Linked DNA regions of Homo sapiens: region 2 is linked to region 1. A link is an interaction called in ENCODE POLR2A ChIA-PET data of the cell type or tissue named here. Cell type or tissue: Caco-2. All regions are shown on one strand. Links, peaks and the distances in the headings refer to the core of each region. The heading gives the core; the rest is flanking DNA. Region 1 holds the start of MAB21L4 (mab-21 like 4). Region 2 holds the start of KIF1A (kinesin family member 1A).

What was found. ChIA-PET counts read pairs that join two places held together with the same protein. Peaks named below come from ENCODE experiments on the same cell type or tissue, not always from the same donor. Only the 100,000 strongest peaks of a DNase experiment are listed, where the experiment ranks them.
Region 2: POLR2A ChIA-PET joins it to region 1 with 8 read pairs; 2 of 35 experiments call an interaction of 5 or more read pairs at or near these places.

The regions. Positions count from the first base shown.
Region 1 is chr2:240,894,542-240,899,902 of GRCh38, reverse strand. MAB21L4 (mab-21 like 4) reads left to right here and starts at 3,747. Exons shown (of 5, transcript NM_001085437.3): 1 at 3,747-4,419. The coding sequence starts at 3,906. RefSeq lists enhancers at 2,576-3,211, 4,484-5,119. In Caco-2, for the core only: no CTCF peak of the experiment used is centred there; DNase peaks (open chromatin) are centred at 2,922 and 3,762; H3K4me3 peaks cover 2,497 bases.
Region 2 is chr2:240,817,339-240,822,699 of GRCh38, reverse strand. It overlaps KIF1A (kinesin family member 1A), which reads left to right and starts at 2,481. Exons shown (of 49, transcript NM_001244008.2): 1 at 2,481-2,578. RefSeq lists an enhancer at 1,495-2,069. In Caco-2, for the core only: no CTCF peak of the experiment used is centred there; a DNase peak (open chromatin) is centred at 2,344; H3K4me3 peaks cover 1,870 bases.

The sequences.
Region 1 (5,361 bases), core at 239-5,238:
GTTTGTGTGCCATGCAAATTAGATTTGAACTTCAGATTAATCCTAACAGCTGGGCGTCCTGCATTTTATTCGCCACCCTGATGCAGAGTTAGGCCATGAAGGGGAGGCCGCAGGGGCCGGGCATGTGCTCTGGGCGTCAGGACGCGGGTTTGTCCCTCGTGGTGAGCATTGCAGCTTTATCCTGAAGTCCAGACTGCTCATGTCAGCACGGAAGCTGCTTCCCCGCAGAGGCATCTGCGTAAAGGGCGTCTGGGCGCTGGGCGGCTGGATTCTGTCTGAGAGTCTGTCTCCTGTGGACTCCTCACTGTCCGTTGAGGACCTGGAGCCCAGGCGGGGCAGCGACTTGCTCAGGCCACACCATGGTGCCAAGCTCGTCTGCTCAAGTCTGACTTTTCTGCATCCGCACCTAAGCCTGAGCAGGCCTGGCAGGTACTCTGGGCACCTTGGCTGAATCGGACCACAGTGTCCTGGAGAGAAGGGCCCGATGCAGAAGAAGGGTCTCCTTCCCGGAGTACTGCAGGCATTGGTGGCTGGTGTAGACCTCGGCTGGAGACTCCTGTCTTGGTTGCTTTTGCATGCCTGAGGCTGCACAGAGCTGTGCCCACTGTTCCCAAACAGGTGGCTGGGCTAGGGGAGGGGCAGCAAGCACAGGGTCCCTGCAGGCAGCGCCCTGGCAGGGCTCCTGGCACGCGGTGGTATGGGGGCTGCTGACCGTAGCTGGCTGAGGAACAGCCACCTCCTAGTCCCCAGAACCTGTGAACAGGACCTTATAAAGCACAGGAGAGAGTGTGGCCTTACACGGTAACAGACTGAACCGTGGGTGAATTGAGATCTTACGTGGTAACAGACTGAACTGTGGGAGGCCTATGGGATGAGATCATCTGGGACGGCCTGGTGGCCCTAAATGGTCTCCCCAGTGTCCTTGTAAGAGAAGCAGAAAGAGATAGCACAGCTGCCCACAGGAGAGGGCCACGTGAGGACGGAGATGGAGAGACGTGGCCAAGGAACGCGGCTGCACTGGAGCTGGGAGAGGTGGGAGCTGCGCTTCCCTGGAGCCTCCGGAGGGAGCCCAGCCACACAACACCATGCTCTTGGACGTCTGCCTCCAGAGCTGTGAGAATTCACTTCTGTCATTTTACCTCCGCCGTGGTCTGTCGCACCCCTGGAAACATGCCCCTGCTGTGGGCTGCAGCTGCGTGGAGCCCCCACGGCTCAGGGTGTGCCCCTGTTGCTTCCCTAGGTTCAGCCCTGGGACTCTGTTCAGGCCGGAATGTCTGCTTCCCACCCCGCCTTTCCCAGCACATCCGGGACTTCCTGAAATACAGGATCCGTGCTCTGGCCCTGAGCTCTACTGAGAGACTGAATCAACACCCATCTGAGCATTTGCGGTTGCCACAGGTGCCAAGGAACCCCTTCTTGAGTTGCCAAGGCCCCAGGACACGTCTGGTTTCTCTGACCCTCCCCACCCTCACCACGCTACCCTCCTGGGGTCAGAGTTGGAGTCCTGGGTGCACTGTGGCTAGTGGCTGCCTGAAGGCCTCTGGAGCACTTGGCCCCTTTGTGGTCAAAGCTGCCCAGCCGTCCAGGGCGGGTGCCCGCATCCCCTCCGTCAGCAGCGGCTCTCCTCTCTCTCCCACAGGTCCAGCTTCCCGGGGACCTTTGCTTGTCCACAGTTCCCTGGTGTACTCCACATGCTCCTGTGTGCCTGGCATCGTGCCTGGCTCTAGGGTACACTGAGGAGTGTGACACCGTTCCAGCCATAGGGAGCTCACCATGTCATTCACCACCTGCCAGAAGGGCCAAGGGGCAAGGATGGGGCCTGGCCCATCAGAGGCTCTGACCTCAGCTGGGGCACAGGTGGAGAGAGTGGGGTCCCTTGGGGCAACCAGCTGGATTCAGCTCAGGAACTGGTGGGAGCCAGGAGGCCAGAGCCAGCGAAGGACAGGACAGGGTGTCAGCCAGGTGGAATCCCCTGCTGAAGAGAGGAAAGGGGGGACATGGTCTTGTGCTCTTGGTGTTGACAGCAGTGGAGAGGGGGCTTTAGGGGCAAAGGAGGATGCAAAGCCTGGGGGCCGCTCCCGAGGGAGAAGGGCCCTGCTCTGTGGCCACTGGAGGGAGCAGCTTGGGGGCTGAGAAGCCGAGCCCCTCCCATGGCTCAGAGCCCCTGGGCACTTTGGGTAGATTGGGGTGTGGTTGGGGGTCTCCTGGGCGAATTCAGAACACCGGGAGGTTCCTGGGAAGGAGGAGCTGGGACACTGAAGGTGTCATCAAATCACAGATGTTGAAGCCAAGGCCCAGAACAGGCAGATGAGCTCCCTGGGCCACTGCGGCCGAGGGTGAGGGGTAGGACCCCAGCTGCCCTGCAGCAGCGTCCACCTCCCCCAGGCCAGAGTCCTGTGGAGATGGAGGAGTGTGGCACACGGCTGTGTGTGGGGACCTAGGCAGGCCGTGGGTGAGGGCCCAGGACAAATGGGGCCTTGAACCTGAATGGCTGCCCTCGGGGAGGGGGACACGTGCTCTAAGCAACTCCAGGGAACAGGAGTGGGCCAGCTTGGAGGAGGGATATCTGTCTCTCGCTTGACCGTGGGCTACCCTGTGAGGTGGTGAGCTCCCTGTCCTGGGAGGCATGGAAGCAGAGACCCGCTCACTGGGCTGCAGCCCCTCATAGGGGCTTCCAAGCACCAGGAAGTGAGTGGCTGTTGCCCCCTGCCCCACCCCTCCTGGGATCCTGGTTCTGCCCACAGCTCTGACTCAGATGCAGCTCCCCGGGGGGTGAGAGGCCCACGTGCGGTGGCTACAGGGGCAGCATCTCCACGACGCCCCTGTGGGGCCATCTCCATGTTCACTGTTTGCAGACACCCCTGTGGCTGAGCACCCGATGCACTCGGCCAGCTGGCAGGGCCAAGGGTCGATGGGGCGGCTCCCTGCTGGTTGGGACTTGCACGGCCCTGAGCAGGGGAGGGGGGCGGGGCTGGCAGGGTACCTGGTGCAGGTGCTGGAGGGGGATGGTGGGGCGAGTTTCTCCACCTGGGTGAGGTGGAGCCACGGAGACTGCTTTTCTCCAGAACCAGACGAGCTCCAGCTCCCAGGCTAGGTGGGTGCCAGCTCCTCTCAGGTTGGAGGCTGGGCAGGGTGGGGTGGGGTGGGGTGGGGACTGGTAGCCCAGGGGTCCAGGGCCCAGATGGCTGGATGCACAGCTGGGGCAGAGGCAGGAGCCATGCCAGGACTGCAGCCTGTAAGCCGGGCACAGGTGTCTGAGGGGAACATTGCAGAGACGCAGCCTCCAGGTTCCCAGCCTTCCAGGCAGCCTTAGAGAGTCGGGGGCTCCCCCACAGCGGGGTCTGGGCAGCCACCGCCCTGCCTCCCCTTCCTCACTGAGCCACGGGGTGCCTTGTGTTCCCTCCAACCTGGCAGGGAGGCTGGGGCAGGGGGGCCTGATCCAGATACCCGGCCCCTGGGCTGTGGGGAGGAGGGTGGAAGGAGGCCCATCAGCAACACACAGAGGCTCCCATCCCAGGGACGGCACAGTCCAGCGGCAATATTTCTCCAGGGACCCCAAGCCTGGCTGGGACAGGGGCCGTGCCTTGGGCCTAAGATGAGAGAGCTCTTCTGAAGGGAGGGAGGAGGGTGGTAACCAAACCCAGCCCCCGCCTGCCCTGCATGGCCCCTGTGACATTCCCAATTGCTGGGGACTGACTCACCCCCACTTCAAAGGCCTTAAATAGTTCAGCTATTTCACCTGCCACACTGTGCTGTCACTCTGGAATTCTGCTGTGTGGGAGCTGAGGCCCCACCTGCAGACCTGCTGCTCACCTGGGCAGGTGCCTCCTCACAGCCCATCTGCACAGCTGGCCTGCGGAGTCCTCCTCAGGGGCCACTGGCCCTCACCTGCCACTGTTGAAGGGATGCCTGCCCCTGCTCTCCCCACCTCAGCCATGGCCGTGCAGGTGCCCCTGTGGCACCACTACCTGCAGGCCATCCGGTCCCGGGAGGCGCCGCGTGCCCAGGACTTCCAGCGCGCAGAGAACGTGCTGCTCACGGTGCTGGAGCGCGTGCATGCCCTGGACCCCCGCTTCATCGTGGACTACTCCCGTGGCCTGGAGGCCTTCCAGTTCGCCCTGCGCTCCTCTGAGGACCCAATGGACATGGAGGTGCCCCTGTGGGTGGATGCCGAGGCTCTACTGATTGAGGAACCAGAGGCCACCCAGCCGGAGGATGGCCTTGAATTATGCCACCTGGGTGTGCCCAGGGAAGGGGCTGGCCTGGAGCGGTGGACCACCGAGGATACCTTCACTGCCTCCTCGGAGGGTGACGCCAAGTGCCGTGGACACATTGTGCCCAGCAAGGTCCTGTGTGTCCTCAAGGACCTGCTGGTAGCAGCCATCGTACACTGCAAGCACCACAGTCTCATCGCACCAGGTACAGGCACAGCCCACTCTGCACGCGTATCTGCGTGTACCGAGGGGCTGCTGTGTGGGTGTCTGTGTGCAAGTGTGTGAGTGCACATGTGTGTGATTGCCATGTACGTGCACACAGGGTGGCGACTGTCTTCTGTGTGTGACTGCACGCACAGGCATGTGTGCACGTGTGTGACACTGTGCAAGTGTGAACAGTGTGTTGGGGCACAGAAGTCGGGAGACCTCACTTAGGTCTTCCAGCTCCAAATGCCTGTAACAAGACAGATGACGTGTTCCGTGTCGTGTGTGTTTGCACGGGGGTTCCACGGCTGCCAGTCGTCCAGTGGCTGGAGTCTGGGGCAGCTGCTTCACTGGTGGCCTTGCAGGAGGGTCCCTCACACGGCTCTGGGCAGGCGGCTCTCTTGCCAGTCACAGCCTGTGACCTCGAGGCTCCCCGAGGCCATCCCGTGCCCACTTCCAGTGTCTGATGATGTTGCACCAGGTGGGAGGGGTGTGTGTGTGCCTGCCTGCGTGCGCGTGAGTGCAGGGGTGTGAATGCGTGTGCAGGTGTGTGCCCGTGTCTTATCAGCTTATGGCTGAGTTGTCTATTGGTGTCTTGAGCCCCAAGTGGGCTCTGAGGCTGGGCTTCTGCGTGGACCAGGGGCTGGCCTCAGTCTCTCCTCTGGGGCCTTTTGTTTGTTTGTTTGTGAGACTGAGTCTCACTCTGTCACCCAGGCTGGAGTGCAATGGCACGATCTTGGCTCACTCCGCCTCCTGGGTTCAAGCGATTCTCCTGCCTCAGAATCCTGAGTAGCTGGGATTACAGGCATGGGCTACCACGCCTAGCTAATTTTTGTATTTTTAGTAGAGACAGGGTTTCACCATGTTGGCCAGGCTGGTCTCGAACTTCTGACTTCAGATGATCCGCCCACCTGGGCCTCTCAAAGTGCTGGGATTACAGGTG
Region 2 (5,361 bases), core at 172-5,171, 77 kb after region 1:
GGTCCAGGGTTTGCTGCCCTGGCTCCCTTCCTAGGAAACTCTGGCTGGCTGCACCCCTCCACCTGAGCCTCTGCTTCTGCCCGCCCCGCTCCCTGCAGGCAGTAAGGCTGCAGTGCCACCAAGCCCCTGGGGCTCTCCGACCTCCTGCCCACACCTTTATCAATAGTCTCTTTATCAAACCCTTCTCAAATTACCCAATTTGAGTGTGCCATCTGCTTCCTGCCAGGATCTTGACTGAATACAGACTTGTTCTCTGACAACAATGCAATTAAATTAGAACCTGGTAACAAAAGGTTATAATTAAAGAAACACTATTGAAAAGTAAATAACATTATTAAATAACCCTGGGTTTAAAAGGAGATCATCAGGAACAGTAGAAAATATTAGATATGAATGATAATGAAAACATTTTATGTCCAAATTTGTGAGACTCAGCCAAGACAGTTCTGTAGAAGGAATTTTGTAGCTTTTAATACAGTAGATCTATTGGAAAATCAGAAGGCTTAAAAAGGAGCTAAGCATTTGGTTCAAGACAGAGGAACAGATCAAATCCAAAGAACCACAAAGGAAGGAAATAATACAGAAAGACAGAAGCAAATGAAATAACGGGAAAGACGTTTAACAGAACTAAAAGTTGGAGCTCTGAAAATATTTAAAAATATTAAAAGAGAAAAATGCAAAAAACAAAATACAGGCCAAATGCATGCCAGTAATCCCAGCACTTTGGGATGCCGAGGTGGGTGGATGGCTTGACCTCAGGAGTTTGAGACCAGCCTGTGCAACAGGGCAAAATCCTGTCTCTACAAAAAATGCTAAAATTAGCTGGGCGTGGTGGCACACACTTGTAGTTCCAGCTACTAGGGAGGCTGAGGTGGGAGGATTGCTTGAGCTGGGGAGGCTGAGGCTGCAGTGAGCCAAGATGGCACCACTGTACTCCAACCTGGGAGACAGAGCAAGACCCTGTCAAAACAAACAAACAAAACCATAAAAAGCCAGAATATAAAGAAAAAAAGATATGCTAGTCATTTAAATATTAACGTGAAATAGATTAATTCCTAGAAAAATGTCTATTGCCTCGAGAAATAGAGAACTTGCCAGATTAAAAAGCATGAGGAAAACGGAGGTGATAAAGACCCCAGCCCCAGAAGCCCAGATGGTTTTATTGTTTCTGCCAGGGTTAGGAAGAACAATTGATTTCTCTTTCATGCCGGCGGTTCCAGGAAATAGTGAAGGAGGAGGAGCTGTCTAGCTGGTTTCGGCGGGGCTGGGGCTGGGAGTGGGGGGCCCGTGTCTTGCAGAAGTGGATGTGAATCTCCCCCAGCCACCTGCAAGGCGCTCGCACGCAGCTGTCGGGACTGAGGTGAAGCCGGCTCTCCCAGGAGTGTGGATGAAATGGTTAACGGCGAGGCCGCTAGGGCAGCGCAGGCCCCTGCTGGGCGCCAGGGAGGCTTAGCCAGGCGACGCCAGGATGCCCATGGCAGGGGCTCGATGGCAGGGGCTGGGCTGGAGGGGACCCAGCCCCGGGGTTCAGGGTGGCCCGAAATCCGTGCACCCCCGCACCGCAGTGCGGGGAGGTTCCCATGGGCGAGCTGCCCAGAGGCTTTGTCGAAGTTGCCCAGCCCTGGGACGGTGGAGGGAGGACGGTGGCGCGCACAGAGATACCAGTCAGCCCCTGGAACTAGGAAGGCGGCTGGGGGCGGGTGACGCAGGCTGGGGTTTGCCGGGGTGGCCCCCGAGCGGCGTGTGACTTGGGGGTCCAAGGAAGTTAAACTGGACAGGCTGGGGTGAGGACAATGGGGGCCTGGAGAGGTGGGGCGAGAGGAGGGCGGGGGGTCCCCACGAGCCGCGGTAGAGGCGAGGCGGCGGGTCCGCGGGCGGGTTGCATCATCCGGCGGGGAGGGCCTGGGTCACTGCTGCTCTTCCCCCGGCGCCCCGGCCCCGACACAAGATGCGATTTCACCGCGCACCTGTTACACCCGGAGCCAGCATCCCTGGCGCAAGGAGCCCTCCCTCCCCAGCCCCGCCCGCCCCCCACGATGCGTCTGTCGCTGGCTCAGAGCGGGGGCAGGTGGACGTTTTACGATTTCACTCGAAAGGGGCCAGGGTGGGGGACGGCCCGGCGAGGGGTCCGCGGGCAAGTTCAGGTGCACGCGGGGCTTCGGGACGGGGCGCCGCCGGGTCCCTCCCCCGCGAGGTCTCAGGGGCACGCCGGGGGAGGGGACGCTGCGTCCGAGCCGGGTGTCGGTCCCCCACCCTCCGCGGGGCCCGCCGCGGTGTCAGCGGTGACGTCACAGCCCGGCCCCGGCCCCCTCCGTCCCCAGCCCCATCCCCGCGGCGGCCGCGTCGCCCGTCCCTCTCCCCGCGCGACAAACCAGCTGGCGACTGGAGCTCGGACGCCGCGCGCAGCCAACCAGCGCCTCGGGAGGGGCGCGGGGCGGTCCGGGCCGGGGGCGCGCAGCCCGTCACGCGGCGGCGCCGTCACAGCGCAGAGCAGCCGGCGAGCGGCAGCAGCTCCGGGCTCGAGAGCCCGCGCCCATGCCAGTGCCCATGCGGGGCCGCCGCCAGTGACGCCGGAGAGGTAAGGCCGCCGCCCGCCCGGCCTCCCGCGCCCGCGCCCCTCGCCCCGCACCTGCGCCCGGCAGCCCGCGCCCGCAGCCCGCACCTGCACCCACTGCGCCCAGGGCGGGGAGCTCCGGCCCGGCGCCCTTGTTGCCGCCCAAAGCGCAGGCACTGCGAGGCCCCTTCACTTCCAGACCTTCCTCCATCTCCGCAGAGAACAATGGGGGAAATTCAGGGGTGTCCGCCCTTCAGGTGCCGCTGGAAAAGGTCCCTTTGCCGCGATCTCGGCTGCAGCGGGACCCTCGGCTTAGGCGGGCGGGGGTCGCCCTCGGGAGGGCTCGCCCGGCCGGCGGGATCGGGATACCCCCGCCCTTCCCCGGCTATTCCGCTTCCCTGGAGAGGAGCCACCGGCGGGGCTGCGGGAGGGGCTGCGCCCAGACGGCGGGGGAGGGGAGGGATGGTGAGCGGGGCTGAGGACGCTGACGCCGCACCTGGGAGGGTGCGCGGCTGCAGCGCCTCGGCCCGAGGGGAGAGCGCGCAGGGCGGCCGGGCGCGGGCAGCTGCTCCGGTTCCCGGGGTGGGGGAGGGCGGATGCTGGAGCCGGGAGCAAAACAGGCGGGCGGGGCGGGGGCTGCGGCGTTGGGGCCTGGCCACCCGCTTCGTTGCACGGCCGGCCTGCCCATCACCCCCTCCCACGCCAGAGACCCCAGCTCCCTTCCAGAAAGACCCAGCACCTGGGAGGGGCCGCCGGCGAGCACTGCCTGCGTCTCAGCAGCCAGCGCCCCTGTAACAGGTGTGGCCCGGCGGCGAGGGAGGGGCTGCGGGGCCGCAGGGTCTAGGCTGGCGGCGCGCCCCCGGCGCCCGGGCTCGGATGACACGAAGGAACAGTGGCCGCGAAGACCTTCGCACTCCCGCTTTAAGCCGCTCCTCACGCTGACTTCCCCCAAACCAGCCGCGCTGCCCTCTCGCTGGGAAGGGCCGGGGCAGCATCCCCGCCGGGAGGGAGGGTCCGCAGGAGCGGGGCGCTGGGCGCCGGTAGGTGGGGTTGGGGGGGCCCTGCCGGCCGCAGGGGCGGGAGGGGGAGGGGAAGGAGGGAATGCCAAGTCATGGGGCCTGCTGGGCGCGAGCGCGACGTCGCCCGGCGCGGACCCGATGCGCGCCCACGTCCCCGGGAATAGGGACTTTCCCCCAGAGACTGGAGGACCCCTTCCCCAAGCGTCAGCCCTTTCCAAGGGGTGCCTGCATTGCTGGAATTAAAGGCCTGCCAGGGCAAGCGGATTGGATCTTGCGGCTGCGGAGAGGAGGCGGTGCGGAGAGGCCCCTGCCTCGCAGGGCTGGCACTGGCCTCACCCTGGGGACGCACAGCGCGACACCGTGCTCGGCTCTGCGGGACACCAGGTCGCACTCAGGCTGGCGGGGCCTTTGCCAGGGAAGCCATGCCAGCACCCTCGTGGTGTGAGAAGGCAGCAGAGGGTTTGAAGGGAAGCTCTGGGGTCCACGTGGGGGTTGGGGCTGCACCTGCGGCGGCCATTTTGCAGGTGTGGTTGGCCACCAGCCTTAGCCAGGCTGTGGAGTGGGGCAGTCAGGAGTGGGGCAGTCAGGAGTGGAGCAGATGTGGAGCTTGCGGTGCAGGGTGTGGGATGGGCCAGGGCCAGGGCTCAGGTCTGCCCTTGCACTGAACACACACCGTCTATTTAGAGGGGTTCCTTGTTTGGTTGATGGGGTGGTTGGAGTCAAGACCCAGGAACCCTCTGGACCGGAGGGATGAGGAGGGATGCGGTAAGGCCGCTGGCTGAGGGGCCCAGCGTGGGATCGGAGGAGGGCAGCCTTTACCCGGGGTGAAGTCTCGGGAGGGTGCTGGGTCCAAGGCAGGGCCCGGATGAACAGCTTCACTCCGGCTGCAGATGGATCTGAGGCCCTGCAGGTGTCCTCCCCGGGCAGGTCCGCAGGGTGGACAGAGGCTGGAATCAGTTGTCAAGGCAGGGGTCCCGGGCCGGGCCCAGGGAGGTCCCTGTGGTGAGGGCCTGCAAGATGTCTGCTGTGTGCCAGCCCTGCTCCCAGCCGGGTGCTGCCCCCCTGGGTGCCTCCTTTCCCCCTTCCCCACTGGAATGTCCCACAGACTGCCCCATCTGGGGCTCCAGCCGGCCAGCCACAAACAGGTGGAGCCTGGAGTTCTGCCCAAAGCCCAGGGATGATGCTTGGCTGGATCAGGATTAAAACTGGGGTCACTGCCCGGCCGCCCAGCCTGTGCCCCGCAGTCCTCACTGATGTCATGACTGCTGACCTTGGGCCCACCATGCCCTTTGGGAGTAGGGTAGGGCAGTCCTCCTGTGGGATTTGTGAAGGGTGGAGGGGGAGATGTGAGCTGGAGGAGGAGGCCCTGGAGGAGACTGAGGGCATCTCTTCAGGCCACTCAGCCGGGCCGGCCAAAGCAGGTGAACTGGGTGTGGTGGGGACGGGAAGGGAGACGTTCCCACAGAGCCCTGGTCCTACCAGATTGGGGTCTATGGAGGGGCTACCAGCATTAGGTCATTGGGATTTACTGAGCCCTGCACATGCCTAGCTGGCCAATCCCGTCAGGCCTGAGACCATCCGTGCACATCTATCAGTGAGCTGGGAGGGGCCTGAGCCGCTACCACGGGTGGAGAGTGGTGGGCCTGGGTCTCTGGGTGGCTGTGATTGGTAGGATGAGCACGTGGTTGTCTGCCTGCAGAGTCTGGGGACCTCTCTAGGTCATTGCCACATTCAGTGTTCTTAGGCCCAAAGGATGTGGCTCACCACCCACAATATGGGTGGCCAAAG